7 separate regions of the Homo sapiens genome follow, and all the other regions are linked to region 1. Evidence: chromatin loops called from intact Hi-C (ENCODE). Cell type or tissue: heart left ventricle. All regions are shown on one strand.

Evidence for each region. Hi-C counts contacts between places; a loop is a spot of excess contacts. Peaks named below come from ENCODE experiments on the same cell type or tissue, not always from the same donor. Only the 100,000 strongest peaks of a DNase experiment are listed, where the experiment ranks them.
Region 2: a loop joins it to region 1, with 12 times the contacts of the local background. A loop is called at or near these places in 25 of 110 quality-filtered maps.
Region 3: it touches region 1 in a loop (4-fold over the local background); 9 of 110 quality-filtered maps call a loop at or near these places.
Region 4: a loop joins it to region 1, with 12 times the contacts of the local background. A loop is called at or near these places in 25 of 110 quality-filtered maps.
Region 5: a loop joins it to region 1, with 3 times the contacts of the local background. A loop is called at or near these places in 14 of 110 quality-filtered maps.
Region 6: a loop joins it to region 1, with 6 times the contacts of the local background. A loop is called at or near these places in 13 of 110 quality-filtered maps.
Region 7: it touches region 1 in a loop (4-fold over the local background); 9 of 110 quality-filtered maps call a loop at or near these places.

The regions. Positions count from the first base shown.
Region 1 is chr2:228,177,924-228,181,923 of GRCh38, reverse strand. It overlaps SPHKAP (SPHK1 interactor, AKAP domain containing), which reads left to right and starts at 237. Exons shown (of 12, transcript NM_001142644.2): 1 at 237-357. The coding sequence starts at 326. In heart left ventricle, a CTCF peak has its summit at 1,633 (motif pointing left); DNase peaks (open chromatin) are centred at 143, 603 and 1,263; H3K4me3 peaks cover 3,761 bases; H3K27ac peaks cover 4,000 bases; H3K27me3 peaks cover 1,654 bases.
Region 2 is chr2:228,655,703-228,659,702 of GRCh38, reverse strand. No RefSeq gene overlaps it. Among named protein-coding and RNA genes, the nearest start is that of LINC01807, 46 kb to the right of the region's middle. In heart left ventricle, a CTCF peak has its summit at 1,709 (motif pointing right); no DNase peak of the experiment used is centred here.
Region 3 is chr2:228,316,566-228,320,565 of GRCh38, reverse strand. No RefSeq gene overlaps it. Among named protein-coding and RNA genes, the nearest start is that of SPHKAP, 140 kb to the right of the region's middle. In heart left ventricle, a CTCF peak has its summit at 2,146 (motif pointing left); no DNase peak of the experiment used is centred here; H3K27ac peaks cover 459 bases.
Region 4 is chr2:228,647,278-228,651,277 of GRCh38, reverse strand. No RefSeq gene overlaps it. Among named protein-coding and RNA genes, the nearest start is that of LINC01807, 38 kb to the right of the region's middle. In heart left ventricle, no CTCF peak of the experiment used is centred here; no DNase peak of the experiment used is centred here; H3K27ac peaks cover 1,427 bases.
Region 5 is chr2:228,046,798-228,050,797 of GRCh38, reverse strand. All of the region lies in intron 3 of SPHKAP (SPHK1 interactor, AKAP domain containing), which reads left to right. Among named protein-coding and RNA genes, the nearest start is that of SPHKAP, 130 kb to the left of the region's middle. In heart left ventricle, a CTCF peak has its summit at 1,725 (motif pointing left); no DNase peak of the experiment used is centred here.
Region 6 is chr2:228,038,195-228,042,194 of GRCh38, reverse strand. The region is part of intron 3 of SPHKAP (SPHK1 interactor, AKAP domain containing); the gene reads left to right. It overlaps LOC105373918 (a long non-coding RNA gene), which reads right to left. Exons shown (of 3, transcript XR_001739908.2): 3 at 101-187. Among named protein-coding and RNA genes, the nearest start is that of SPHKAP, 140 kb to the left of the region's middle. In heart left ventricle, a CTCF peak has its summit at 2,253 (motif pointing left); no DNase peak of the experiment used is centred here.
Region 7 is chr2:228,325,640-228,329,639 of GRCh38, reverse strand. No RefSeq gene overlaps it. Among named protein-coding and RNA genes, the nearest start is that of SPHKAP, 150 kb to the right of the region's middle. In heart left ventricle, no CTCF peak of the experiment used is centred here; no DNase peak of the experiment used is centred here; H3K27ac peaks cover 945 bases.

The sequences.
Region 1 (4,000 bases):
CACGAATGAGCGATAGAGCAGGATCCTCGAGCAACTGAGACTGGGGCCCGCCTGCAGGAGGCAGGAGCCAGGCAGAAAGGTGGGAGCGTTGGCCACGCGCTCCTGCAAGATCAGAGAGGACGGCGGGAGGGGACAGCGGGCGGTCGCAGCGCACAGAGCTTGCTGGCCAGGGAGGAGCTAGTCTCCGTGGGCGCCGCCGCCGCCCCAGCCTGCGCGCCTCTCTCCTGGCGCGCGCCAGTCTGGCACTCTGGGAGCTGGGTCCTAGCACCACAGACTTATCCTTCGCCTGCACTTTCCGTCTTTCTTCTCTGGGCGCCCACCAACAATGGATGGCAACTCCCTGCTCTCGGTACCAAGGTAAGACCCGCTTCTTTCTATGCCCAATACCATGTCGATCAAACTCCGTTCCGCGTTGTGAGTCGCTCACCAACTTGCCCCAGAGCGCTTCGGTTTGCACGGGGCTCCCAGCGAGGAGACAGGGGTCACTGCACTTGTAAATAAGTCCGGCCCAGCCTCGCTGGAGCTACAGGGGACCCTGTCAACTGCCCCACAGGGCGCGATGCTGAGTGGGGCCTGTGCGCTGGAGTGGCACGGGTTGGGGGTCAGCCCCGTGCCCGCCTCTAAGGCCCAGGGACGGAGGTCTGCTCTGCCCTAGGTGGAGCCAGGAGCCGGACTTTCCGCGGACACAGCTTGGAGAGGTTTCACACCTTGTGGAGAGACAGATTCCAAGGTCTAAAACAGGAGGGAACCGGGCTAGGGCAAAGTACCCCCGCTTTCCTTCCACCTTGACCTGGGCGGGTGTCTGGGGCTGCTGGGGTGGGGAAGATTGTCCCTCACCCCCGACCGACACCTAGACTGCCCCCAAAGCGAGATCTTAAGACAGGGCAGAAAACACCTAGGTCCCCTGCAGTCCCACAGTCCTCCACCGTCCCCACACCCCCTGCCAGTCTGCGAGTTCCTTCTTTAACACCTTTGGTTTTGCTCGTCCCCCACACCGGGGTAGGTCACGGACGCCACCCCAGGCGCTGCCGGGTGCGAGTAACGTGTTTTTCGGGGTGTGTTTCTTTCTCCTGTCTCTTTTTTGCCCCTGTTCCACACTCCTTCTAACTCAGTCCTTTGCGAAATTAAGAACCTGAGATTTTTATGTCTTTCCCATAAATGTCTGGGTAAATCGGGGCGGTGGTGCTGGGCCTGCTCCCCCAGCCGGGCAGGTGGCCTTTGCGCTCTTTGCGCTCGCTGGGCGCGGAGCGCTCGCGCCGGGAGCCAAGGATGCTGTTGCTCCCAGGGAGAGGGTGTCCTGGCTGCGGCGCAGCCCCACCTCTCCTGGGCAGCGGCTTAGCGTGGCTCTTCGTGCCATCCCTACTCCCTCTTTTCCCCAAGCAGGTAGGTAGGTAGCTTCCAGAGCAGAGCACCAGGCCCTAGAATAAACACTTTAAGTTCGGATTCTTGGAGAGCAGCAAAACCCAATATCCACTGGCCAGGGCACACATGGAGTGATACTACATTGCCAAGGAGCCGAGATGCGGTGGGAGGGGAGGTGGGGGTGGCGGAGGAGGAGAGAGACTGCTTTCCAAAGGCATTGAAGGCTGCCATCTAGAGACCTGAATTATTTGTATTCCGCGATGAAATAACGCTTTCTCAGCTCCACAGGCACTTCCTCCTTAAGCGTCCCTTCGCTGCGGGGATAGCAAATGGTTCAGAAAAGGCCCGCTGTGGTTTCTGTGCACTCCTTGAAGCAGCTCTTAAGTGAAGTCTCAATCCCCACCCTCCCGATCCCTGCCCCAGCGGAACAGGGTCAAAGGACCACCGCTGTCTTTCCATTTTGCCGATTTTTTAACTTAAAAAAAATTGCCAGTGATGTTTACGCAAAGGCATTAAGGTGTTTGGAAAGTCATGTAAATTGGAAGCTCACTTTCTCCACCTATCTATTCTACTGTCTAGGGCAAATGGTCATTAGAATTGAAACGGTGAATTGGGTGGTCCTAATAATCTTCCGACAGAGATTTTTGATAACAGATTGATTGCTTTAATCCGGTTTTACAGACCAATATAGCTGCGCCTGAATCCTGATTATATTTCTATTCAAATACCGGAACATTTTCTAAATTACTAGAAACACATTGTGCCAGTAATTTATTACAATTATTTCTGTCTCAGTACTATAAAATGACCTTATAAAGAGCAAAGCAACTCTGATGATATTGCTCTGTATCTTGTAGTGGCCTATCAAAATGTTAATATAGGCTTAATATCAGCTGCAGCAAACTAAGCTTTTTGAACCTGACTTTTTATTCACCAATTTCCACAAATCAGTGTAGTAATTTCCGGTATTTTATTAGCCTTCTTAATCCACAAATCAGTGTAGTAATTTCGGGTATTTTATTAGCATTCTTAATCATGTAAATTAACTCCTGTACATGAGTTGATTCAATCCTCTATTTCATTGTATACAAGAAACACCATTCCTTTTCTATAAGACTTAATTGAAAGCCATAGGGATTGGGATGCAAAAAGAAAATTAAAATTTTTAATGGTGTAGACAAATCATGTATTAGTCATGCTACTTGTTCACAAAACATTGCATTTTAAAGAATTGATTATTGAATATTCCACATAAGCTTTTCGAAGAAACCAACAATGATCAGCAAATATCAAATTGCTATTGTCAAGGCTTGTGATGTCCAAGTCTGAAAACATTTTTGGTATCTAATAAAATTAAGTTGGTGGTTATAAATCACTGTTTCTCTTAAGAATTAGAAAACAATTTAAGACATTCTACTTAATCATTAGAGAAAACAAAATGATTTAATAACATTGAGTTAATTATAGAATATATTTTATGTTGGCTTTTCCATTTTCTTAGAATTTTCAATTAAACACAAATATAAATTACTGAAATTTCAATCAAGCAATATTCTGTGATGATTGATATTAAAACTAAATTTGACTCATATACTTCAGAAACTGTAAAACATGTTTTTTTTTTTTAAGGAAATGTTTTGGGTTCTTTGAGTTATTAAACTGTATTCCCTTCCTTCTGTGAAAACTCTAATTCATTTTTACTATGAATATTTTCATTTTTAAAGGTGCAGTAAATTATGTGGATTGCGTCACAGATTTCTTAAAATCACTGGTTATCAAAGCTGGAAGATATCGTCCATAAGGAAACCAAGCTGTGCAGAGATTAAATGTTTCCATGTTAGTTGCGTTATAGACCTGGAATCCAAGTGTTTTCTGACTAGTAGTCCATCAAGAAAAAAAAAATTTAAGAGGGATTTTTTTTTAATCTAAAATCGCTGATAGAGGTTCTTTAGTCATCTATTTTATGGAAAATTGATTTGATTTGCTAAGTCGCAAAATTAGATATTAGAAAAACAAAAAAAGAATCAAAGGACATCCATCCAGTGTGTTCTATAGTACACTGTATTACAATGCAGTAGTTTCCACTTACAGAAAAAAAGTCAGTCTCACTTTTATATTGGTAACTAGCGTGTGTTTCGTAAGGTGTTATCAAGTGTTATCTAATATATTAAATTATTTGATCATCACATCCTTGTGAGTCAATCATGACAGATATTATCATCTCCATTTCCTAGCTGAAAACTCTGAAGCCAAAGGAAATTAAATAAAGGAAATAATTGTATTTAAAAATCCATATAAATTCTATGTAGCAGAGCTAGGTCATCCACAAAATTTTTCTGCCTTCAAGTCCAGTTTTCTCTTGTGTACTGATTGAAAATCCATACTTTATTTTAAATGGAAGGAAAAAGAATTTCTGGTACACAATTTGGACAAACACTGATACCATCAGAACACATGGGGGCAGCCTAAAAGCAAGGAGACCATCTTTTAAAGCCAACAAGTGCTAAAAATAATCTTTTTTAGCAAATAGAAATAGTTTGTCACCTTGGCCATATCTAAGCTTGAATTTGAATGTTAAGAGAGTTCCCTGTTTTCTAAACATTTGCATTGTTATACTGTACTGTTTTGTTCTTTTTGC
Region 2 (4,000 bases), 480 kb before region 1:
CAACTTCAATGAAATGGCCAAATTCCTCGAAAAACACAAATTACCAAAACTGATGGAAGAGGAAATAGAAAATGGGAATATTCCAATATCTTTAAGAAATTGAATCTGTAATCAACAACCTCCCCTAAGATGTCTTTACCCGGGAATTCTACCAAACATTTAGGCAAGTAATAACAGCAATCTTACATCTTACATAAAAGAGAAAAAAAAATCATATATCATCAAAATTTTAAAGTCTGCTTTCAAAAGGCAGAAATAGGAGAATGAATAGACAAACTATAGGCTGCGAAATAGTATTGAATATAATCTTTTGCAAAAAAGTGTACTTATCAAAGAATACATATAAGATATATGTCTAGGATATCTTACATATATACACACGTGTGTATGTGCGTGTGTGCATGCGTGCGTGCACATATCTTACAAATCACTGGCATCCTGAATGCGTAAAAAAACTCCTGCAAATGTTTGATAGAATTAATCTGGCCTTGGAGTTTTTCTTGTGGCCAGCTTTTTGGCAGTTTCTCAAAAAGTTGAATATGTGTTTATCATATGACTCAGAAATTCCACTTCCATGTATTTATCTGAGAAAAGTAAAAATACATAGCCACAAAAATTTTACAAGAGTGTTCAAAGCAGCCTTATTTTTCACAATAGCTCCAAATTGGAAATGATCCAAATATCCAGAAAGAGAAAATATATAAACAAATGGCAGCCTATCTATAGAATGGAATAGTACTCAGCAATAAAAAAGAATAAGTTAGTAACATATGGGACAACAAGGATAAATTACAAAAACATCTTACTGAGCCAAAGAACCCAGACACATTAGAATAAATAGGACATAGTTCCATTTATTTGATGTTTGGGAACAGACAAGCTACCCTCCAATGCTGGAAAAGAGTACAGTAATATCCCACAGCAAGGAAGGGGTAGAATGGAACTTTCTGGGTTCCATTAACAGGGGTAAAATGGAACTTTCTGGGTTTATAGAAATGCCCATTATCTTGTTTTGGCTGGTAGTTACATGTTTTGATACAATTATCAAAACTTATCTAACTAAACACTTAAGAAGAATTAATTTTATTGGATGCAAATTAAACATCAAGAAAGAATCATAATTTCCCTTTGGTATAAAATCCCTTCTTTTTCATCAACAAACCACTTCCTCTTCCCCTCTTCTCTAATGAAATTACATAATTTAAAAAAAAAATTCTATTAGCCAACCATGATATAATCCATTTTCAGAATACGGAGTTGACATATTTCTATATCTATATGGTAATTAATAGGTTTTAAGGACTTAATAATTATACTCTCTTCATACAATGAGACATAAAATGTTAGTGGTCCTGCATTAATACCCACTTCGAAGGCCACCTTTCAGCTTTCTATGGGGTAAAGCCCAGTGAGATTTTTTTTGCGGAGGGTCACTCTTCGAAGTTGCACATCAAAACCTCGACCAGAAGATTGGCAGGAGTATCACATGGCAGGCTCTGTCCACTAACATATCCACTTAAGTTTCTAGTTAGAACCTATGTTTGAGGTGGGCAATTCAGGTTCTGGAAGGCCAGAATCAGTGGGCTTTTAAATGCGAACTGTAGAAACAAAAGTGTAGTGTTATAAACATTATGAGAAAATTAATGTTTCTTCTCATGTGTTTCCTTTCATCCTTTCCCTACTGGAAATATTATCATCAAACCTCAAGGTGGAGCTATCATCACATAGTTCTCACTGGCTTTTCTGTCAGTGCAAGCAACAAAAAAAAACATCGCAGTTTGCAGGTGTGTTTCTTCTTTGGTTCCTTCCCCTAAATATACTTATTATTTTATACACTCCATAGAGCAAAAGTCAACAATTCACACAAAACACATTTTGTATTATGACCAGGTAATCATTTTTCTCTTTCCTCATAAGTAAACTTTATAAAATAACATATTTGCTATGTGTGAGGAACTTTCACAATATCTATACTCCTTGAGGTCGTTTATTTAAATGCTGACATAAAACATTAAATTGTTTTCAGAGTCCGTTAGTTTATTTCAACCCACAGTTTTAAAAACATATGCTAAGGATGTGCTACTCAATACGACACACAGTAGTCAAACATGGCTACGTATATTTAAATTAAAAGTAATTAAATTAAAGATTCAGTTCTGTAGTTGTGTTATGTGCATTCAAGTACTCCATAGCTACATGTTGGTGCCCGTATTGGGTAGCATAGATATATTTCTATCATCACAATAATTTTTATTAGAGAATGCTTCTCTAAGGTAACTATAATTCTCATTTTTAAAGAAAAAGAACATATTGATATAATAATATTTTAAGCAGAAGCAGTTCCTGATTAGAGAACCATCCCTTAATTTCTTGCACTTACTTAGTACTGTAACAGTAAATATTTTTGCTGACTTGTAAGGTGGTCTTTGTATTTAAAGTTTCCTTGTTATTTTTTAGGTTTAATTATACACCCAAATGTAACTAAGTGAGCATTCTGAGCACCAGAAGTCAAACCCCATGGTCAGATAAACCTTTCTCTGTGATTCCACAGGGCAGCATTTATGGGCTCAGTACATACTGTTAACGATAGAGCAAAATTGGCTTACATGCAGTAGTAATTCTTAAGGGTTAAGCCCCAACACATGTTTGTTTAAAAAGAAAACGTAGTGTGACCTAGGGAATCTACTTTTTTTAAAGCTCAAAATAATTCTTATCTGCCCTACAGTTTAAACACCACTGATAGGATTTATTTATATGTCAGAGTATAAGAAAGTAATTTTAAAACTAAAAAGTTTTGTGCAGCTATTCATGTCAGAAAGGAATGCTTACCCTCTATTTCTCATGTTTTCTTCAAGGGGAGGAAAATTCTAGTTCCTTAGAGGGTAATGAATGGGAGAAACACCTCTGTTCTCTTTCATTTCACTCCCTTTCCATTTCTCCCCATGGAATGAGAAATGACTTTTCTGGTTGGTGACACCAGAGAAAAGAGTCAGCTTACATGCCCCAGCCCCTTTGAGATTCTCTGTCATACTGTGAGAGGCTGGTCTCTAAGGACACAGACCTTATCTGCTAATCAGTCCATCATATCTGGACATGTCAGGAAACTCAACTGTGACCAATGTTCAAGACACATTCTCCAATTCAGCTTGATCAGCAACAGTGATGATAATTTGCTTCTCATCCATTTGATTCAACACTCAAGAGCTTGACCCTCTCAAGCCCTAACATGTAATGGTGTAATAGCCAGGAGCCAAACCCAGATCAGTTGTTTGGAAGGCAGTATGCTCAGCTCCGTACTTCATCTGTTTGACATCTATCTGTCCCCATGCACACACGTACACCACCACCACCACACTCACACACCACTGTTTTCTACACACGATGTAAGGAAACTTCATTGCTTCCTTCCTTTCTCTCCTTGAATTGGAGAAATGCACTTGAGGGATGGATGTGTGCTGCTTCCGGTAAAGGAAATATGCTTTGGAGTGTGGAATGACTATGGGATGGGGAGTTGGGACGAGAAGGCCTCCCCAGAGAGACCCTTGGACAGGCCCTCAGTTCACTCAACTTGGAAAGAATTGTCTCCCATCAACTTTCAAGTGATAGAGTGGGCTTGTCATGTTGCTTTTCAGTGTTTTACCTATTCCTTTGTAGAAGAATACGTAGAAATAGTAAAAGAATGCAGGAGAACCCTACTGGTCAGTAGCTTGATATACCCACCTGTTGGCTTGGAATCCTCTGTGACCAAATGGCATCCAAAGAAACTGCGGTTATGGTTCTTTGTTTAAATGTCTGTTCATCTTATAAGGTGTGTATTTATTTTTGGGAGCAAGATGGGGTAGATACAGAGAGGTGAGAATGAACCATATTGGTTTGGAAAAACTAAGAACACCAGTAAAGAGTAAAAAAAAAAAAAAAAAGAAAGCACTGATGTGTTATTTTTAATCACACACAATAATTATGTCGAACAACATCAGGATTTAAGATAATAGGTGTCAAC
Region 3 (4,000 bases), 140 kb before region 1:
CTAGACAGTTATGGTATAGTCTTTTAATTATAAATTTGGACAGTTAATACACTGGAGATACAAATGCAGGTAGAAATATTCAAAAGATAACTACAGGAAGAGTCCCTCACAACCAAACTATTACTCCTGTCCTGTCTTTGTGCTGAGCTGCATGTCTGCTAAGTCTTTTCTCTTTTGTCTTTGTTTTCATCATTTAACATAAGTACAATATAAGCAATCCTTGGAGAAAAAGAAAATCAAAACATGTTGAATGAAATTTCATTAAAGAGACAAAAGAATGATAGCAGGTCCATGTCTCCCTCTCTCCCCATTTTCCACCCCTTCCTCCTTCTCTCCCTCTCACTTGCCCCGGTTTGTATGAAAGATCATTAAGGTAGTAAAGAAAGTATCTAGTGCTTGAAGCCTGGCATGAAGGTAAAGGCTTCCCAGATGGGAGAGAAAGCAATTTAAAAACAGCTGCTGACAACACCAGAGCTAAATTTTGCCTGCTTCACAATTTCTCTCAGACCTAGCACAATTAATATTTATTTCCCAATACACCTATTCTGTGCTGAACTGAGGCCTAAAACAGGAAAAAGTGGATTAACTGAAAAGAAATAAAGGAAGCTATCTTTGATTTCAACACCATTAACCCATTTATGCTGGAGGTTGCAATTTTTTGAATTTTTGCAATCAGACCTTGGCAATGACCTTGAGCAGCAGGCTATAAATAACTCCCACATACTTAGCGTTCCAATAAGGGAACACTAGGCATAAATGGGTTAATTCATATGTCAAAAACAGGTGGTAGTTACTAACTACAACAACCCCTATTTTTCTAGTCAAAAATGAACTCAACAGCCAAATATAATTGAAAAACATGGACCACATTTTATTCTGAATTTGAAAGATTTATTACATAAACAGGTAATCATTTCCGTTGTGGTTAAAGCTACAAATATCCAGACATTGTAGAAAGTTTAAGACTGATATTAGGGCTTGCAAATCAGGAGCTTATGAGGTTATTTCTTATGGAAATATTAATACACCTTTTCCTTTTTGCATTTTTGTCACTGTGTATGAATTATTCATAAGTAAAAATACTGAGATTTATTTTTCAGCATGAACACGAGAAAAAGGCAAATATAAGCTACTGAATTTACATCTTCACAAATATCTTGATAGCTCAAAGCGTTCTTAAGAAAGAAAAAGAAAAACATGACAATTTTAAAGTGATTTTTTTTTTTTTCTTTGAGACAGAGTCCGGCTCTGTCGCCCAGGCTGGAGGGCAGTGGCGCAATCTCGGCTCACTACAGCCTCTGCCTCCCGGGTCAAGCAATTATCCTGCCTCAGCCTCCCGAGTAGCTGGGATTACAGACACCTGCCACCATGCCCAGCTTATTTTTTCTATTTTTAGCAGAGACGGGGTTTCATCATGTTGGCCAGGCTGGTCCCAAATTCCTGATCTCAGGTGATCAGCCCACCTTGGCCTCTCAAAGTTCTGGGATCACAGGCATGAGCCACTGGGCCCGGCCTTAAAGTGATTTTTTTAACTGAAGATTTCTGTAGAACCTACTGGACAGCCCATCATTGTAAACAGACTCACAGAGGAAATTACTTCTTTGTACTAAAAGTGAGATCATGTGAGTATCAGAGATCACAGCACAGCTTTTCATGTTTGTCTGAATGAAAAAAAAAACAAACAAACCAGAAAGAAATGTAGCATCTGAAGCCCATTGCTTCTCCTTAAGTCAAATTCTTTTTTCCCCACTTATATCTTAGGGTTTTGGTGCCAAAGAAAATATATCGGATATCTGGAAGGTCGTAAAAAAGAAATTCTTCTTCCCTGCTCCATTCCCAGAGATCTGGCCCCAACAGATCTAGAGCTGTGCCTGTTAATCTCTGTCCCCAAGGGCCCCAGATAATTTTGATGCAGTGAACTGCTGGACAAACTTTGCAATACCTCAAATGCATAGTAAAAACTTCAGACTTGAGTGCTTTAGTCACAGGTAGGAAGAGGAGAGGAGGGAAAAAATACACCCTTGGTTAATTGTAAGAAGGTCTTCCCTGGAGGTTAGCATAGATGACATATACTTGGAGGATAGGCAAAAAGCCAGAACAGTTCACACCAAAGCAAGAGGTGCTCAGCATTAAAAATCTCCCTCTGCTGGCCGCAGGGACAGGGGTAGCATTGGCACTGACAAGGAGAGGGAGTTGGGCTGGGGATACAACACTGATGACAGCAATTGCTGTCTACTTATCCATTCTACTTATCCATACTTCTACTTACTATTCTACTTACCCTTTCTGCTTATCCATACTCTGTCATCCTAACCAGTGGCATATGCTGCTTTATTGGTAGTGATGCTCATATTGGTATAAAAATCCATAAAAATGAAATCCCGCAAAGCCATCTCTGATACTCAGTGCCTCCAAAGTGCAAAGGCCAAGTGCTCAAGTCTGAAGAATTTCAACATTGTGTAATTCAGTTAACTATTTTTTTTTTTTTGAGACGGAGTTTCACTCTTGCCACCCAGGCAAGAGTGCAATGGCGCAATCTCGGCTCACTGCAGCCTCCACCTCCCAGGTGCATGTAATTCTCCTGCCTCAGCCTCCCAAGTAGCTGGGATTATAGGCATCTGCACCACGCCAAGCTAATTTTTGTATTTTTAGTAGAGACAGGGTTTCACTATGTTGTCCAGGCTGGTCTTGAACCCCTGACCTCAGGTGATCATCCCGCCTCAGCCTCCCAAAGTGCTGGAATTACAGGTGTGAGCCACCGTGCCCTGCCTCAGTTTACTTCTAAGTTGTGAAACTAAATCTGCAATGAATTAATTTGTGCGTATTAGGTACCTGGGGAGGTTTATTGTGTAAGGTGGTAAGATCAGCTTTCCTGGAGATATTAAAATGCCTGAGACACACTTACTTGTATGCTCTAAGATTCATTTTATAGACGTCTACTCACTTCTTAGGCAATGAATATACCTACAAAGGGATTTTACTTTTCTAAAGTTTTCCTTCTCTATAGCTTCCTTGGGCCATTTATATCTAAGATGCCTCATTCCTAGCCTGCCCATCAGAATACTCTACTCGACATCTAAAATGAGCAGGCAAACAGCCTAGAATTTCTCTGTCTGGACTGTTTCTCCTTAAACTAAACAAAAACATTAAAAAAAAAAAAAAGGAGCATGAGGTCAAGAAGATGGATGACACAATCAATTATGGTATTTCTGGCATTGAGTTTCTTATTTAGTGTAAATGTGAAACAATTTCCCTACAAGAAAAATTTTACGAAACATCATTCAAGACATGGCTGTTTTATTATGGAAGCACTTGAAAAGTTTACAAAGCTACTATTTAGCACAGTAAAAAGAGGAATGGAGGTAACTGTTTAAGAGTTGGGTGCAGCTAGGCCGGGTGTGGTAGCTCACGCCTATAATCCCAGCACTTCGGGAGGCCGAGGTGGGCGAATCACGATGTCAGGAGTTCAAGACCAGCCTGGCCAACATGGTGAAACCCTGTCTCTACTAAAAATACAAAAAATTAGCTGGGCATAGTGGCGGGTGCGTGTACTCCCAGCTACTTGGGAGGCTGAGTCAGGAGAATCACTTGAACCCAGGAGGCAGAGGCTGCAGTGAGCTGAGATCACGCCACTGCACTCCAGCCTGGGCGACAGAGTGAGACTCCATCTAAAAAAAACAAAAGAGAGAGTTGGGTGCAGCTGTGCTGAAGAAAGGTAAGGAATAACTGATGAATAACTGATGTCAATTTTGTTTTATAATGGTTGATGGAAACTTCTTTCCCCCCTCTTACAGTTTGACTTCCTGGATAAAAATAAATAGGTAAGGTAGTGAAATAAAAACAATTATGTTGGTAATTAATTCAGTAAATGCTTATTGGGTGTTTACTATGAGTTAAGCACTTAATTGAGGACAGATTATATCAGTGAAGAATGCAAAAAAGGAAGAAATTTCTGCTTTTGTGAAATATTTGTGCTAGTATAAGAATGCATACAGAAAAT
Region 4 (4,000 bases), 470 kb before region 1:
TTGTTTTTAACTTTTTTTTTCTAAGTTCAGGGGTACATGTGAAGGTTTGTTATATAGATAAACTTGTGTTGTGGGGGTTTGTTGTACAGATTATTTCATCGCCCAGGTATTAAGCCTAGTATCTATTAGTTATTGTTCCTGATCCTCTCCCTCTTCCCACCTGCCACCCTTTGATAGGTCTCAGTGTGTATTGTCCATGTGTTCTTATCATTTTGCTCCCACTTACAAGTGAGAACATGTGGTATTTTGTTTTCTATTCCTGCATTAGTTTGCTAAGGATAATGACCTCCAGCTCCATCAATGTTCCTGCGAAGGACATGATCTCAGTCTTCTTTATAGCTGCATATTATTCCATTGGCATATATGTACCACATTGTCTTTATCCCATCTATCACTGCTGAGCATTTAGGTTGATTCCATATCTTTGCTGTTGTGTATAGTGCTGCAATGAACATACATGTGCATGTGTCTTTATAATAGAATGATTTACATTCCTTTGGGTATATTTACATTCCTTTGCCTACTTTGTAATGGGGTTGTTCATTTTTTTTCTTGTAAATTTGTTTAAGTTCCTTATAGATGCTGAATTTTTGTCCTTTGTTAGATACATAGTTTGCAAAAATTTCCCGTTTTTTAGGTGGTCTGTTCACTCTGTTGGTAGTTTTCTTTGCTGTGCAGAAGCTGTTTGTTTTAATTAGATCCCATTTGTCAATTTCTGCTTAGGTTGCAATTGCTTTTGGCATCTGATCATGAAATCTTTGCCCATTCCTATGTCCAGAATGGTATTGTCTGGTTTGTCTTCCAGGGTTTTTATAGTTTTGGGTTTTACATTTAAGTCTTGAATCCATCTTGAGTTAATTTTTGTATACGATATAAGGAAGGGGTCCAGTTTTAGTCTTCTGCATATGGCTAGTCAGTTCTCCCAGCACCATGTATTAAATACGGAAACCTATCCCCATTGCTTGTTTTTGTCAAGGTTTGTCAAAGATCAGATAGTTGTAGGTGTGCAGGCTTATTTCTGAGTTCTCTGTCCTGTACATGGGAAAAAAACTTTTTTATTGCTCTATTAGTCTGTTCTCACACTGCTAATAAAGACATACCTGAGATAGGGTAATTTATAAAGGAAAGAGGTTTAACGGACTTGCAGTTCCACATGGCTGGGGAGGCCTGACAATCATGGCAGAGGGTGAAGAGGAAGCAAGATATGTCTTACATAGTTGCTGGCAAGAGTACATGTGCAGGGGAACTCTCATTTATAAAGCCATCATATCTTACAAGATTTATTCACTATCACAAAAAAAGCATGGGAAAGACCCACCCCCATGATTCAATTACCTCCCAACGGGTCCCTTCCAGTACATGTGGGAAATATGGGAGCTACAATTCAAAATAAGATTTGGGTAGTGACAAGAGCCAAACTGTATCAATTGCCCTCAATATTTAAAGCTTCAAAAATTTTTTTGCTTATGTAGTAAATGCAATTTCAGTCAATAATAAGCCAAAACTATCTCTTGAAGAGAATATAACTGGTAGACGTTTTAGGCACCTTAATAGTTTAAAATCCCAGTGGTCACTGACAGGTGATACATGCCAGTGAGCAGTAAGTGCCAACACTGTTAATGTCATCTGAGCATGGGTATTTTAAGCCCTCAATGTGCTTGAGTGAGCAATGACTTTTCAGAGTTCCAATAAAGACTGTTGCTATTCAGAACGCTATGTAATTCATTTTTTTTTTTTTCTGTGTGACTTTCTAAATAGAGGCTAGCAGAATCCTTAAATGTCAGAAATTTTAGTATGGCAGCTAAACTCTTATTTGAATTTTTGACCTAGCAAGTAAAACAATTTAATTTTGTTTGTTTTGATGGAAGTCACTAGTGGCTCCAGTCAAGCTATTCTTAGGAATTTCTTCTTTGTGCTGACACTTGTAGTTTTTATTTTTTATTTTTTAGGAGGATTCTTCATTCACCCCCAATGATAGTTATATAATTATACAGAACAGTTGTTCAGTTTTAGATTGATTTTAGATCCAAACATTATATCACATATTGATTATATCATCAATATAATGATTGACAGTGCTTTTCAATTGCATTGAATCTAAGTCTTCTCACTAAACTGTACACTAAGCAAAAAATTCTAAATATCCTTGTGGAATAATAGTAAACGTGGTGTTCATCCTACTTAAGGGAAACTGGTGCTGACTTTTCTCCAAAATAGTAATTGTAAAGAAAGAATTAGCTGAATAGATCACTTTCTTTAGCTTGTTATATGGTTTGAATTGTTAATTCCCATCTGGCACAGCAGATGCTATCGAAGGCACCACTTTGTAGAAGCCTATATAATACACTGTTAACCTCTAAGACCCACCAGTTTTCTTCCAGTTTTCATGTGAGAATACTAAACACAGACTTTGTAGACACTAGTTCAACTGCACTTCATATATCTGCAATTAGGACTGAAATCTCTTGCTAATCCCAGATGTTTCAAATGAACCAGTTGAGTTCTTTTAGGTAGTTCTCTTCTAGCATGTGCGATTAAAAACCGGAACAAAAACCAGATTTACCCACATTCATTTTCATAACAGCTTGGATAAGGGAAGAAATCTCATTCAAATTTTACATCCATACAAATAAGATATTCAGCAAGTGGTGATGCAACTGTCACACATAACTTCTTTTCACAAATTTTCATATAGGCTCATAACTTTGCTTTTAAATTTTTTACAGTAATACTGCTATAATTCCATGACATAATCATATTGATATTTAATTTTTATTAAATGGTTTATTCATCATAGTACCTTGTGCACCATTGTTTAACAAACACAATAAAGTTCTTCCATCAGCTTTAGACAATTTAACCCCCACAAATGTGAAGGCCCTAAGTTCCCAGTGGGGGATTTTGCCAAGACCTTGGTCATGGCCCCTCAGAACTGAAGCCTTTTTCTTCACTTTATACCATCTGGTTTTAAAGGAATTGTGGATTTATTTGCACATTTCCTTCAGATTTCTTTGATTCATTAAGGCTAGGATAAATTGGGTTGCTATGCCATAGCTCCTTTAATGTCTGAGGAGTTCGCCCAGTCTGGGACCGTCGTTCATCAATGACCTTAGAAGGCAGCCTATTCATATTCCCCCTTTTCATTGTCTTTATTAACCATCTAAAGACTTCACTTTTCCTAATATATTATTTACCTTTCAAATATGTTATTTCCTTTCTTCTGAATAACTTGAGTCTTTTGCACATGGGTCAGTCCTGCACTAAACTGCAGTTTAGTAACTGCAGTTACAAACAATACCATGACGTGCTCCTTCATGTAGTTTCCCTTTCATAACAAGGTTACATTTGAAGCTCACATCATACGAGAGGAGTTCCCATTGTTATAACAATATTAACCAATTCAATGTGGCTTATAGTCTCAACATATTAACATCCTCAGTGGAGTATTCCATTTTGAAATCAAAATGGAATAGGATGAGGAAAATTTCTTTTCATGCTTAAGAACTCTTGAATTTCTTCTTTAATCCAGATTAACAAATTAGGGGTAAGATTAGGAGAATTTGCATACACAAGCATAATGGTAACGACAGATACTAACAGAGGGTCTTATAGATTCAATTGTTGTGTATCAAGTTCTTGAATTCATCAAGGCCATGATCATTTGGAACCAAATGTCGCATCCTACCCATTGTGTCCAGAGGCAATAAAATTGCAAACTTTGTTACTACATAAAAGCTATTGTCATTAAGGTCCCTTTGGGTGCTGCTTGTATTTGCCCATGAAATTAGTCAATTTCCTGATAAGATATCTCCTAGTTTCGGTAGTTTCCTGCTTGGAAATTTCAATTCTACAATTATTTCAGAATGATGGGTTAAATAAGTGCTTGCCACCTTTCTACCTTTCATTGGGATCATTTCTCCATTCCTAGACACGCAATAATCAGTTGCAACTTTATCCTGCACTTCTAATTTCTCTGGAAGTGGTTTTATATTTACTGTCT
Region 5 (4,000 bases), 130 kb after region 1:
TGGGGGAATATAAAAGGCTGATTAATAAGTAAAATTATACACTTAGATCACTTAGATAGAAGAAATAAGACCTGGTGTTCAATAGATCAGTAGGGTGACTAGAGTTAACATTAATCAATTCTACACTTCAAAATCGCTAGAGGAAAAGAATTCAAATGTTTCTAGCATAAACAAAATATAAATATTGAAGGTGATAGATATTTCAGTTACTTTGATTTAATTATGTGAATGTATCAAATTATCACATGTACCCTAAACACAGGTACATCTAATATGTATCAGTAAAAATAAATTTTTAACAAATCCACCATTGATGAGCACCTAGGGTGATTCCATCCGCATATGGTAAAAATTAAATCGGTAAGAACAAATTGTAGGTAAAGGAAATATTGTGAATAGTGCTGCTGTGAACATTCAAGTGCATGTGTCTTTGTGGCAGAATGACTTATTTTCCTTTGGGTTTATACTCAGCAATGGGATTGCTGGGTTGAATGGTAGTTTTAAATTATTTGAGAAACCTCCAAACTGCTTTTCACAGTGGCTGAATTAATGTATTTTTCCCATCAACAGTTTCTAAGTGTTCCTTTCCTTCAAGCCCTGACATCTGCTATTTTTTGGCCTTTTAATAATAGCTATTCTGACTGATGTGAGATGGTATCTCATTGTGGTTTTGATTTGCATGTCTGTGAGAATTAGTAATGTTGATCATTTCTTCATATGTTTGTGGGCCACTTGTACGTGTTTTTTTAAGAAGTGTCTGTTCATATCCTTTGCCCACTTTTTAATGGGGTTATTTGTTTTTTCTTGTTGAGTTATTGCAGTTTCTTATAGATATTGAATATCAGACCTTTGTTGGATGTTGGAGTTTGTGAAGATTTTCTCCCATTCTGTAGGTTTTCTGTTTACCCTGGATAAAGAAAATGTGGTACATATATACCATGGAATGCTATGCAGCCATAAAAAAACAATGAAATTATATTTTTGCAGCAACATGGGTGCAACTGGAGGTCATTATCCTATGTGAATTAAGGCAGGAACATAAAACCAAATACCACTTGTTCTCACTTACAAGTAAGAGCTAAACATTGGGTACATATGGACATAAAAAATGGGAAGATCTGGGGACTGCTAGAGCAGGAAGAGAGGTGGGAGTCCAAGGGCTCACAAAGCTACCTATTAGGTCTTATGCTCACTAGCTGGGTGATAAGATTCATACCCCAAACCTTAGTGTCATGCAGTAAGCCCAGGTGCACATGCACTCCTTAAATCTGAAATAAAAGCCAAAATTATTGTAAATAATACATAAATAATTTGAAGTGCTAAAAACCTCATTCTTTATAATGCAGCAATGTCTCACATTTGTGATCAATAAACAACAGTATACTGGAAGAAAGAGAAGTTAGTTTGGGAAGGGAATCACACTTTAGAAAATGTGGGGCAGAAGGCAGATATTTTTCATTAAGAGGCAAACTGTGCATGTGTATTACTTACATAGTTATTTAAAAGATTTTAAATAGCACAGATTTTTTAAAGGTAATTATGTTTAAACATACATTGATAAGTGTTTGGAGAAGTAACAGTAACACAACAAAAGTATTCATTGAGCACTTCCTGTGTTTTAGACTTTGTAAGCTGTATGTGTTTAAACCCTTCCAAAAATCCTGAGATAGGTACTGTTGTTTTCCCCATTTTATGGGCAAGGATATGGAGCCTCCTAGTGGTTGCATAATTTACACAATCAATAGGAGCAGAGCTGGGATTGGAGCTGGGCTCTCAAGCACCGTCCCACACTCCCTTTCCCGGTCTAGGTTGGTGTCAGTGCAATCGCGTGTTGCTTATAGACAGGAATGCATCCTGAGAATTGAGTCATTAGGTGATTTTGTCATTCTGCAAACATAGAGTGCGCTTACACACATCTATAAGAAACTGCAACACCTCAACAAGAAAAAACAACCCCAATAAAAAGAGGGCAAAGGATATGAACAGACACTTCTCAAAAAACACATACAAGTGGCCCACAGACATATGAAGAAATGAACAACATTACTAATCCTCATAGCCTACTACACACCTAGGCCATATGCTGTAGCCCATTGCTTCTCGGCTACAAACCTGTACAGCAGGTTACTGTTCTGAATACTGTTGGCAATTGTAACACAATGGTAAGTATTTGTGAGTCTAGAGATACCTGAACATTAAAAAAATTACAGTAAAAGTACAGTATTATAATTTTATGGGAACAGTCATATATGCGTTCTGTCATTGATAGAAATGTCATTATGAGGTGTATGACTGTACTTCAGCAAAGAAACAGTTCTACATGATAAAGAGAAGAGAATTTAGAGGTCAAGGACTAGCCAGGAGGGAGTAGGTGAGAGATGAGGTGGAGTTGAAAGATTAAAGAGGAAAAGGGTAATGGTAAATAGGTAAATACCCCCCACCCATCTCCACCCCCCCGTTTCACCAAAAGGTATTCAGATAACCTGCTAAACTCAAAGACTTGAAATGAATGATTTATTTTTCTATGTAAACCAAAGAAGTGACTGAGTTTTACGTCAGGGTTGATCTCCTGTAAGCAAGCTAACCTTGTGGAAATCTTTTGAGGGTGCTCCAATTTCGTGGCAGCGAACTGATGAATTAAAGGTAATCAAAAGGGATTTCAAGGAGCATGGTGTCCCCTTCAGCCCCAGCGGACAATTAGGCAAAAATAAGATACAACTTTTTTCTCCTCCTCGTTGTCTTTAGAAGTAAATCTTCTGTCACTCCCCAGTATTTAAAACGGAAAGCACAGAATCTTATCAAGACAATGGACTCTTCACCTACCAACTTTCTCTCCCAGTGTACTCTCCTTTCCACGTTGAATCCTAGATTAACTCATTCAAAACCCCAGCTGGTCTTTCTGAATTTCCATATCTTAGAGCACACCCATTTTCTTTTGTCCAGACTTCAGTATCAATTTTTAGTTTGTACCTCTGTTGTAGCACTCACTGGAGTCTGTCTTCATTTACAGCTGTCTGATTTCAAGTTTCAGATCATCAAACAGTTAGACTAGTTTAGCCCACCAAACTGCAAGGAACCATGACCATCTCGTTCATCTCATCACTGCATACCACACCTAGCTCTGCGAGCACAGAGGGGCTGTCCTTAAGTGTTCTTTAAAGGGATAAGTGAGTGAGTAAAGTGAATGAATGAATGAATGAATGGACACAAATTAATGAATGAAGTAGCTGTGGGGCTTGGCATGTTTTGCTTAACTTATCTGTAATTCAGTTTCTTTACAGATAACATGAGAGAGTTGAACCAGGTTGTTTTTTGTTTTTTTTTTTTTTTTGAGATGGAGTTTTGCTCTTGTTGCCCAGGCTGGAGTGCAATGGTGCAATCTCGGCTCACTACAACCTCCGCCTCCCGGGTTCAAGTGATTCTTGTGCCTCAGCCTCCCAAGTAGCTGGGATTACAGGCACCTGCCACCACACCCAGCTAATTTTTGTATTTTTAGCAGAGATGGGGTTTCGCAGTGTTGGCCAGGCTGATCTCGAACTCCTGACCTCAAGTGATCTGCTCACTTCGGCCTCCCAAAGTGCTGAAATTACAGGCATTAGCCACTGCACCTGGCCTGAACCAGGTAATTTTTAAAGTAACTTCTTGTTGTCAAATTCTGTGATTTTATGTTGAAATAAAAATACAAGAAACACATTTTCCTACATATACTCACTTATATTTTGGAGAGTTATTCCACTTTTGTTTGTTATCTCATTCAGGTACTGATACTGAAATTTAAAAATGTATTTGGCAAGAGCTATTTGAAGCCCAAGAATATTTTTTATGCTTTTATTCTGCTTTCAAGTGGGAAAATGTTAACTAGAAGTTAACATGTGGAATCATAATGAGGTTGGGGAATGCCAAAAGGATAAACTTCAATGCTCAGCTGCCCTTGCCCAGATAGTGTTGTCTCTTCTTGCCCAAGGAGGGGGGTCTTTTTGAGGCTTTTCTGAAGGCCCTG
Region 6 (4,000 bases), 140 kb after region 1:
CAGAGCCCATTGGTCTTCAGACCTAAATGCAGCTCCTTCCAGGAGTAAGCCAGTACCTGTGATGCTCCATTGGTTGTTTGTTTGTTTGCACGATTGCTTGTTTTTATGTTGTTCTTGTTTGTTTGTTTCTTTTTCTTCTGCTCTCTCCTACTTGGGCCCTTTAATTTCCACTTTCACTTTCTTCTCCCTTTTCCAGGAAACAAGAGTAGTCCTCATAGTTATGGTTCGGCCTTAAGACTGCCGACTAGTAAAGATGATTAGCTGCTCTGTTTCTAAGACTCACCTGACAATTCACAACCCACAGGACATGGCTCCCATCTCCTTTCCTCACAACAGCATAGGAGCTGAGAGCAGAGCCAGAGTCTGCACATCCCCTCCCACGGCCAGTGTCCTCCGCTCCACATGACCACCTAGATTCATTCAGCAAATCTGCACTGTATTACATAGAGTAATACAGTTACTCTAAGACAAGGTTATACCCTCTAGTGATCATAAGATTTCAGAGAATGTAGAACTGTTTTCTTTTTTCTTTTTTTTTTTTTTTTTTTGAGACAGAGTCTGACTCTGTCACCCAGGCTGGAGAGCAGTGACACGATCTCTGCTCACTGCAACCTCCTCCGCCTCCTGGGTTCAAGCGATTCTCCTGCCTCAGCCTCCTGAGTAGCTGGACTACAGGCACGCACCACCACGCCTGGCTAATTTTTGTATTTTTAGTAGAGACAGGGTTTCGCCATGTTGGCCAGGCTGGTCTTGAACTCCTGAATTCCTGTGATGCACCTGCCTCGGCCTCCCAAAGTGCTGGGACTACAGGTGTGAGCCACTGTGCCCAGCCCAGAACTGTCTTCTGAACAAATACTTGGAGAATCCTGATTTAACTTTCCTAAGAGCCCTTGGAGGTAAAAATGTTTAGCCCCGAGAAAAAAATTAGTGCCTGGAATATCTGCCTTAAACTTAGAGTCTAGTGTTAGCATGTAGTGGAATTCAACAAAAAATTGCTGATTGATGGAAAACAGAGAATAGTCACACTAGAGAAACTGCCAGTGGCTGATAAAACACAAGAAAGCTATTCCTAAAAAATCATATAGGAAAACATCTTATGGTATTGTGTATTTTTAATATGTTAATTTTCTATTACCGCTTTATTTTTATATAGCCCAGAGCACATTTTTCCAAGCAGGTGAAATGTAGAAACACATTTTTCTACTGATTCTTTAGTTTTCTTCTAGTCCACATAATTACTTAGGGCCTACTTTCAGGAAGGAAACACTTGCTACTAGCAGTTCTTTAAAATGGAAATCTAAAATAAATATAATGTGTTACATATCTAGTAAATGTACATCAGACATTACATATAAGTGTATCCTCGATTCAAATGAAATGTCTAAGACAATAACACTAAATTTTTATGGCAAAATAGACAATTATCTTGAGTGCATACTTATTTTTTTAATTTTATTTTTTAAGCTGTCAATACAATTGGCTTCAGGTAGGTTTAGTTAAAAGATCTCTAGTATTTTAGATATTTGTACTCCTTTTACTGTATCTCTTATCACAAACTGCTTGAAGAGCTTCCCCCAGAATTGCAGTTCAAAATTATTTTTAATGCTGACAATAAAAAAAGAGAAGCTGGACAGTCTTAAATGTAAATAAAACTTTATATTTCATTTTGTGTAATTGTTGCAATCACTTCAAAGCAATGACTGGATATAAATGCAACATTTTCTCAAACAGTCGAATGTATTCCGGAATGTCCACAGCATGGGTGGCATAACACCGTTGATGAAAAAATTGCCTACAGTACTAGGCAGAAAATGTCATATTCTTTAGAAGGTAATTTTGGTCCAGGGTCCTGAATCTAACAGAAGCCTTTTGGTTAGAAAAAGAAAGGAGGCAATGTTTTCTTTAGACGCTTTGTGAATCAGCATTTTGATGCCATCAAATTAAGAGATGCTGTCATATCCCACATGGCCAGATGGCTGCATTGTTAGAAGCTGCTCAAAGAAGGAATTGGTTTTCTTCTAAGAAAAACTGTTAGTAAATATTTGGTCATATTCAACATTCAAATGCCTAGATTTTAAGGCAATTTGACATCATGCTTTTGGTTAATATTTTCTGAAAAAGTTTTCTTAGTAGATGTTAGCTAACTTTAGGAAAAATGAAAAAAAATCAAGCAGAGGAAATCAAAGGGCTCACCTCCTAGGCTAAAACCCTGCTGTCATCTGACCCCTTGCACAGTGATTTCCCCCTAGTGGACGCAGAATACAATGACATTTCTTGATGGTTGCATTTCACTATCAGAATAGTCTAAAATGTTGACTAAAATTAATACATGAAAACATAAAACTGCACTTATGATATGGATTTGATCCCAACAATTGTCATCATCAGTTCTTTCTATGTGTTTAATTCAAAAAGTCAAACTCATTTTTATCTTATATAAAAGCACTGATTTTGTCTGACTTTATCTGTCAAAATAAAACTGTTTAGAAAATACAGTTGCCTCGCAAAAGTTGCTGTGAATTACAATTCACTTAAAAATGACTGTGTTTTGTATTGAATACTAGATTTTCATGTCATCCTCTTCCTCACATTAGCTTTTCACAAAAATATATTTTATATCACTAGTTAATAAAATTTCACAACAAAATTTTAGTTTTACAAATGCCTACATGGAACTTCATTTATGAAAAGAGAGTCATAAATAAGAGTAATCACTGTGATTACTTGGCTAATAACCCATAATACTAAAAAAAACTGTGTATTTCCTATAGACATTCAAATTTTATTGTATGTAAGTAGTTGTGAGGAATATTTTATTAAAGTCAAAATCATAAGGTGGCATCATCTTCTCAGTGACATTTATTCCTGCAATGTTTTGTTTAAAAACCATAATAGTGATAGAAGAGCAGCATTAGAGTGTAAAAGGTGGAGTACAACCACAAGATTAGCTCTGTTCAGGAAGCAAGAGAAGAAGTGCTCGTGTTCTTTCGGGATGATGTGTGTTTCCATCTGCTTCAGCTAAGTATGTCTGCAGATGGTCTCAGTAAGGACACGTGCACAAACACACAAAAGAAATGTATTTTATGTGAAGAGAAAGGAGCTGCCATTCCAAGAAAAATGTTAGCACCTTTTATGGGTCTTTATTACCAATTATGATTCTCAACATTTTGTCTTTGTCTGTTTTTTAGCAAATGCTTCTTTGTGAGAAAACGAAGCCAATCTAAGTACTGGAAATGGTAGCCAATAGCTGGTTTATTAGCTCATTTAATTCTCCTGTAGCTTCTGTACGTATTCCCTGTACCTTTATGGGAAGAAAACTGTTTATTGACTACATTCATTGGAATTCATTCTATAAATAAGGGAAATGATTATTACAAATGTCCCTTTCTTGTACACCTGTCACCTGCACTCACCAACGAGAATTTATTGAGCATCTGCCAGATGCCTGGCACCATGCTGAGCACTGGGAATCCAGTGATGGACAGGGCCTGCCCTCATGAACTAACAGGATGTGAAGACTGCAGGAAAATCCACTACTTCTATGTTCAAGAAAAAAGGATAATTATGTAAAAATACATACTTAAAAAAATCCTTTCCTAGGTCATTTGGCATATTTGGATTTGCTCATGCAGGCATTTTACAGAGAATGCAATAAGAGCACAGTAATTATGCCTTGTTCTCCATTGGCTGGTGGCTCCAGCATGCAGCCCTAGCCTCCCCACTGACAGGTTTCTCTCCAGCTCATGCAACCGTAATGCAGAATCTTCCAGGTTTTATCATTTTAGTCACACATAACATTCACCCTAACTGCCCCTGCAAAAAAAAATAAAAACTTTATTTCAGCTTCCCACTACCAAAAGTTTCCTCCTGTAATAACACTGTAAACATGTCCCCTGACCTCCAAGCTCACCTCAAATTCAGCCTTCTCCTGGATACCATTCATGATTGATCCAGTTCTCCCAACTCCCTTCTCCAGCACACGTGGCCCATGATGTTTCTG
Region 7 (4,000 bases), 150 kb before region 1:
CGATTAGAAAGAAACAGTCTCAGTGAGTTATAGATTTCACTTTAACCTTAAGAACAAGCCTGAAAATTGTTCTCCAAATGGATAAATTGAGTCCCAAAATAGTAACACACTTGTGCTGACAGATGGAAGAATGTGCATGGCAACTGCGCCTGAAGCACTTCCATCTGTCACCAGGTCTCTGCTGTGTCTATACACTCAAAATTACTCTGTCCGCTCTCAGGCAGTTGTGCAGGTTTTCTTCATTCATTTCACTGTGAAGTGGACTAAACTGCTCACAAGGATCTCTGCAGTAAGAATAATTAAAAATATAACCAGAGAGTCTATCTGTATGGCACCGAAACTTTATCAATTAAAGATATCACCTCTCATGGTTTTCCCCAGATAATACAATTAAGAAAAAAAAAGAAAAAGAAAAAGAAGAGGGTAAGTGGAGTGCAATGGAGCAGGGGAAAAGAAAGGAGAGAGAAAAATCTCCCAGCCAAGCATCAAGAAATACTGCTTTCTTTCCTTCTTTAATAAGAAAAGTCTTTTCATTTTTCATTTTCTTCCTCCTTATACAGTAAAAAATAAATAAGCCATATGAATGTCAAAAATCGAATTCATTGTTCCTATTTGTAAGCAGCATGTAAATATGAGCTTTGAGTCTATAGCCAGGCCACCTGGGTTCACATGCAGGCCCTCTGCTTACCCACACTGGAACCTTCAGCAAATATTTGGACCTTTTTGTCCCTCAATTTTCTCATCTGTAAGATGAAGATGAATCAACATACCTATTCCAATATTAAATCAACAAATATAGATATAAACCTCTTAGAGCAGTGCCTGGCACATGATCAGCTCTCATAAACTTGGCCTGGCCACCTAGCCTGTTGACACCCATGTAAACCTGACCAGGCCCCACCACCTGTTGCGGGACGTCGGGGACCCCGAACGGAGGGACCGGCTGAAGCCATGGCAGAAGAACATAAATTGTGAAGATTTCATGGACATTTATTAGTTCCCCAAATTAATACTTTTATAATTTCTTACGCCTGTCTTTACTGCAATCTCTGAACATAAATTGTGAAGATTTCATGGGCATTTATCCCTTCCCTAATCAATACTCATGATTTCCTATGCCTGTCTTTACTTTAATCTCTTAATCCCATCATCTTCGTAAGCTTAAGATGAATGTCGCCTCAGGACCCTGTCATGATTGCATTAATTGCACAAATTGTTTAAACAATATGAAATCTGGGCACCTTGAAAAAAGAACAGGATAACAGCGATGTTCAGGGAACAAGGGAGATAACCATTAGGTTTGGCGGCCTGAGAGCCAGGCGGAACAGAGCCATATTTCTCTTCTTTCAAAAGCAAGTAGGAGAAATATTGATGAATTCTTTTTCTCAGCAAGGAACAGCCCTGAGAAAGAGAATGCCTGCCTAGGGGTAGGCCTCTAAAATGGCCGCTCTAGGGAGGGCTGGCTTTACGGTTGTAGATAAGGGATGAAATAAGCCCAGGTCTCCCGTAGTGCTCCCAGGCTTATTAGGATGAGGAAATTCCCGCCTAATAAATTTTGGTCAGACTGGTTGTCTGCTCTCAAACCCTGTCTCCTGATAAGATGTTATCAATGACAATGCATGCCCGAAACTTCATTAGCAATTTTAATTTCACCCCGGTCCTGTGATTTCACCTTGCCTCCATTTGCCTTGTGATATTTTATTACCTTGTGAAGCATGTGATCTCTGTGACCCACACCCTATTCGTACACTCCCTCACCTTTTGAAAATCACTAATAAAAACTTGTTGGTTTTGTGGCTTAGGGGGCATCAAGGAACTTGCCAATATGTAATGTCTCACCCAGATATCCAGCTTTAAAATTTCTCTCTTTTGGACTCTTTCCCTTTATTTCTCAGACCAGCTGACACTTAGGGAAAATAGAAAAGAACCCACAAAGAATTATCGGGGGCGGGTTCCCCCGATAACCACCTTGACTGGACATGGCACAGATACACACAGCGGAGGCTTCTGATCACCATGACCCCAGGTGGGCTCCACATAACCACAGTAGAGCATCTACTGCCAGCCAATGCCCTTCTGACTGCAAGCCCAAAGATGGTCCACTCATCATCAGTATCAAGAGGCTTTGTTTTCCTAATATGAGCAGTTTGTGACATTTTGGCTTTAAAAGATCTATTTCACTTCTCCTGTCCTGACCTTCCTCCCCAGAGCCTAGAGTCTGGTTCTAAGCTCAGGAGTAAAACCTTCCCACACAGTGCTCAGTCTCTGGTCACTTGGTGTGTAAATTTCTTTGTATGTATGTGTGTATGTATTTTTATATGTGAAAACTATGTAAAGTTGTGGCTTTTCATATTTGAAGATCTAGGAAAAAAATAGTTTCAATACAATTTAATAGAATTGCAATGAGTTTGTTTGGGTTTGTCATCTGGGAAGCATGAAACCTAATAAGTAGGTGATGAAGGAAATGCCCTGGTGTTTGAACAGTTGTACCACACAGGTTATTCATTCACATATAGTTCAATAAGGGAGGCGGAATGGGAAGCTAGGCCTTGACCAGAGGACCCATTGTTTTTCTGCTTTTCACTTATAAAATTAAACTTCTCAACAAGCCAGTCACAAAGAGGCTTGCTCCCACCATGCATGCCCCCAACCAACAGCACCGAGTCTGCTTCCAGGCAGTGGACGAGCAGGGCTGAGAACTTGCCCCAGGCTAGCCAGCATCCCAGCTGTGAAAGCGAGTGGGGCTTTGTTCTTCCCCACCTGTGGAGTCTGCACACTGGATTCACACCCTCCCCTAAGTTCTGGCCAAGAGACTTCTTGTTCAGTTAAAATTGTTACAAAGTTCAGCTGGAGGTTTCCTTCACCCTGTGATCTTTTCCCAGTACCTCTTGCAGCCTTCTGCAAGGACCCTTGAGGGGCAAGGCAAAAATGGCTTCCTAGGAGACCCAGAGAAACCACAGGTCTTTTCCTGCTGCTTCTTCTACCCCTGTATTTCCCTCGTCTGTCTAAACTGACTCAGTTCCAGGTAAGTTCAGAATCTTCTCCTGTGATCTAGACTTTCAGGTTCTCCAGTGAGGGTATGTGTTTGGGGGTGGATGATCTCCCTTTCCACTTCCACAGTTTGGGCTCACAGTATTTGGGGTATCTCCTGGGTCCTGCAAGAGCAATCCACTTCCTTCAGAGGGTCCATGGCTTCTCTTGGCTTTTCTGATTTATTCCTGCAGTAGTTCTGGAGCAAAAGTTCATGATGCAAGACTCCACACACTGCTCTGTCCATCTGAGTGGGAGCTGCAATCTAGTCCTACCTTCCATCTGCCATGATCTTCTTGATTTGAGGCTTTCATGATTCTTAATTCTCTTAATAATAAATCCATGAAACATTCAAAACATTGGACTTACATTTGTATAGTAAGTACTGTGTCCCCAAACAGTTAAGACTACATTGACAGGAACTTGATAAAAATAGATTAATGGTGACTTTACAAAAAGTGTGTTGGGTTTGTTAGGGAGAAAAAAAGAAAGAGTGCTATGATAACCAATACTTTCACCTTCTGTCTTTGTCTCTTCCAGGTTCTCATGCTTTCTGAGTACCATCATTCAATTCAGGAGTTTGAGTACCCATCACCATCCAGACTGAGACACCAGAGATGGGGTCAGAATGGCTGAGAAGTATGTGCTACCTTTTGTGATAAAATAACAACTGTGAAAAGAAAAACACACAATAATTCCTTTCTCTTCTTACTCATTCTTTCTGTTTTCTTAGTTTTTTTGAAGAATGTTAAATCAATAGAGCCCAAATGCCTTGAAATCACCCAAACAAGGAAACCAAGAAATAGAAAACCTAGAGGATCTTAGCTGTGGCTATGAATTGATCTTTCTGGTTATAAAGATTAAAAAAACTATCTGCAGCAAGCAGGAAATTCCTAGATGCTGCCTGCAGGCAGGTGAGCAGTCTACACTGACCCTAAGAGTAGGAGAAAGACATAAAACTCTTTTAGTT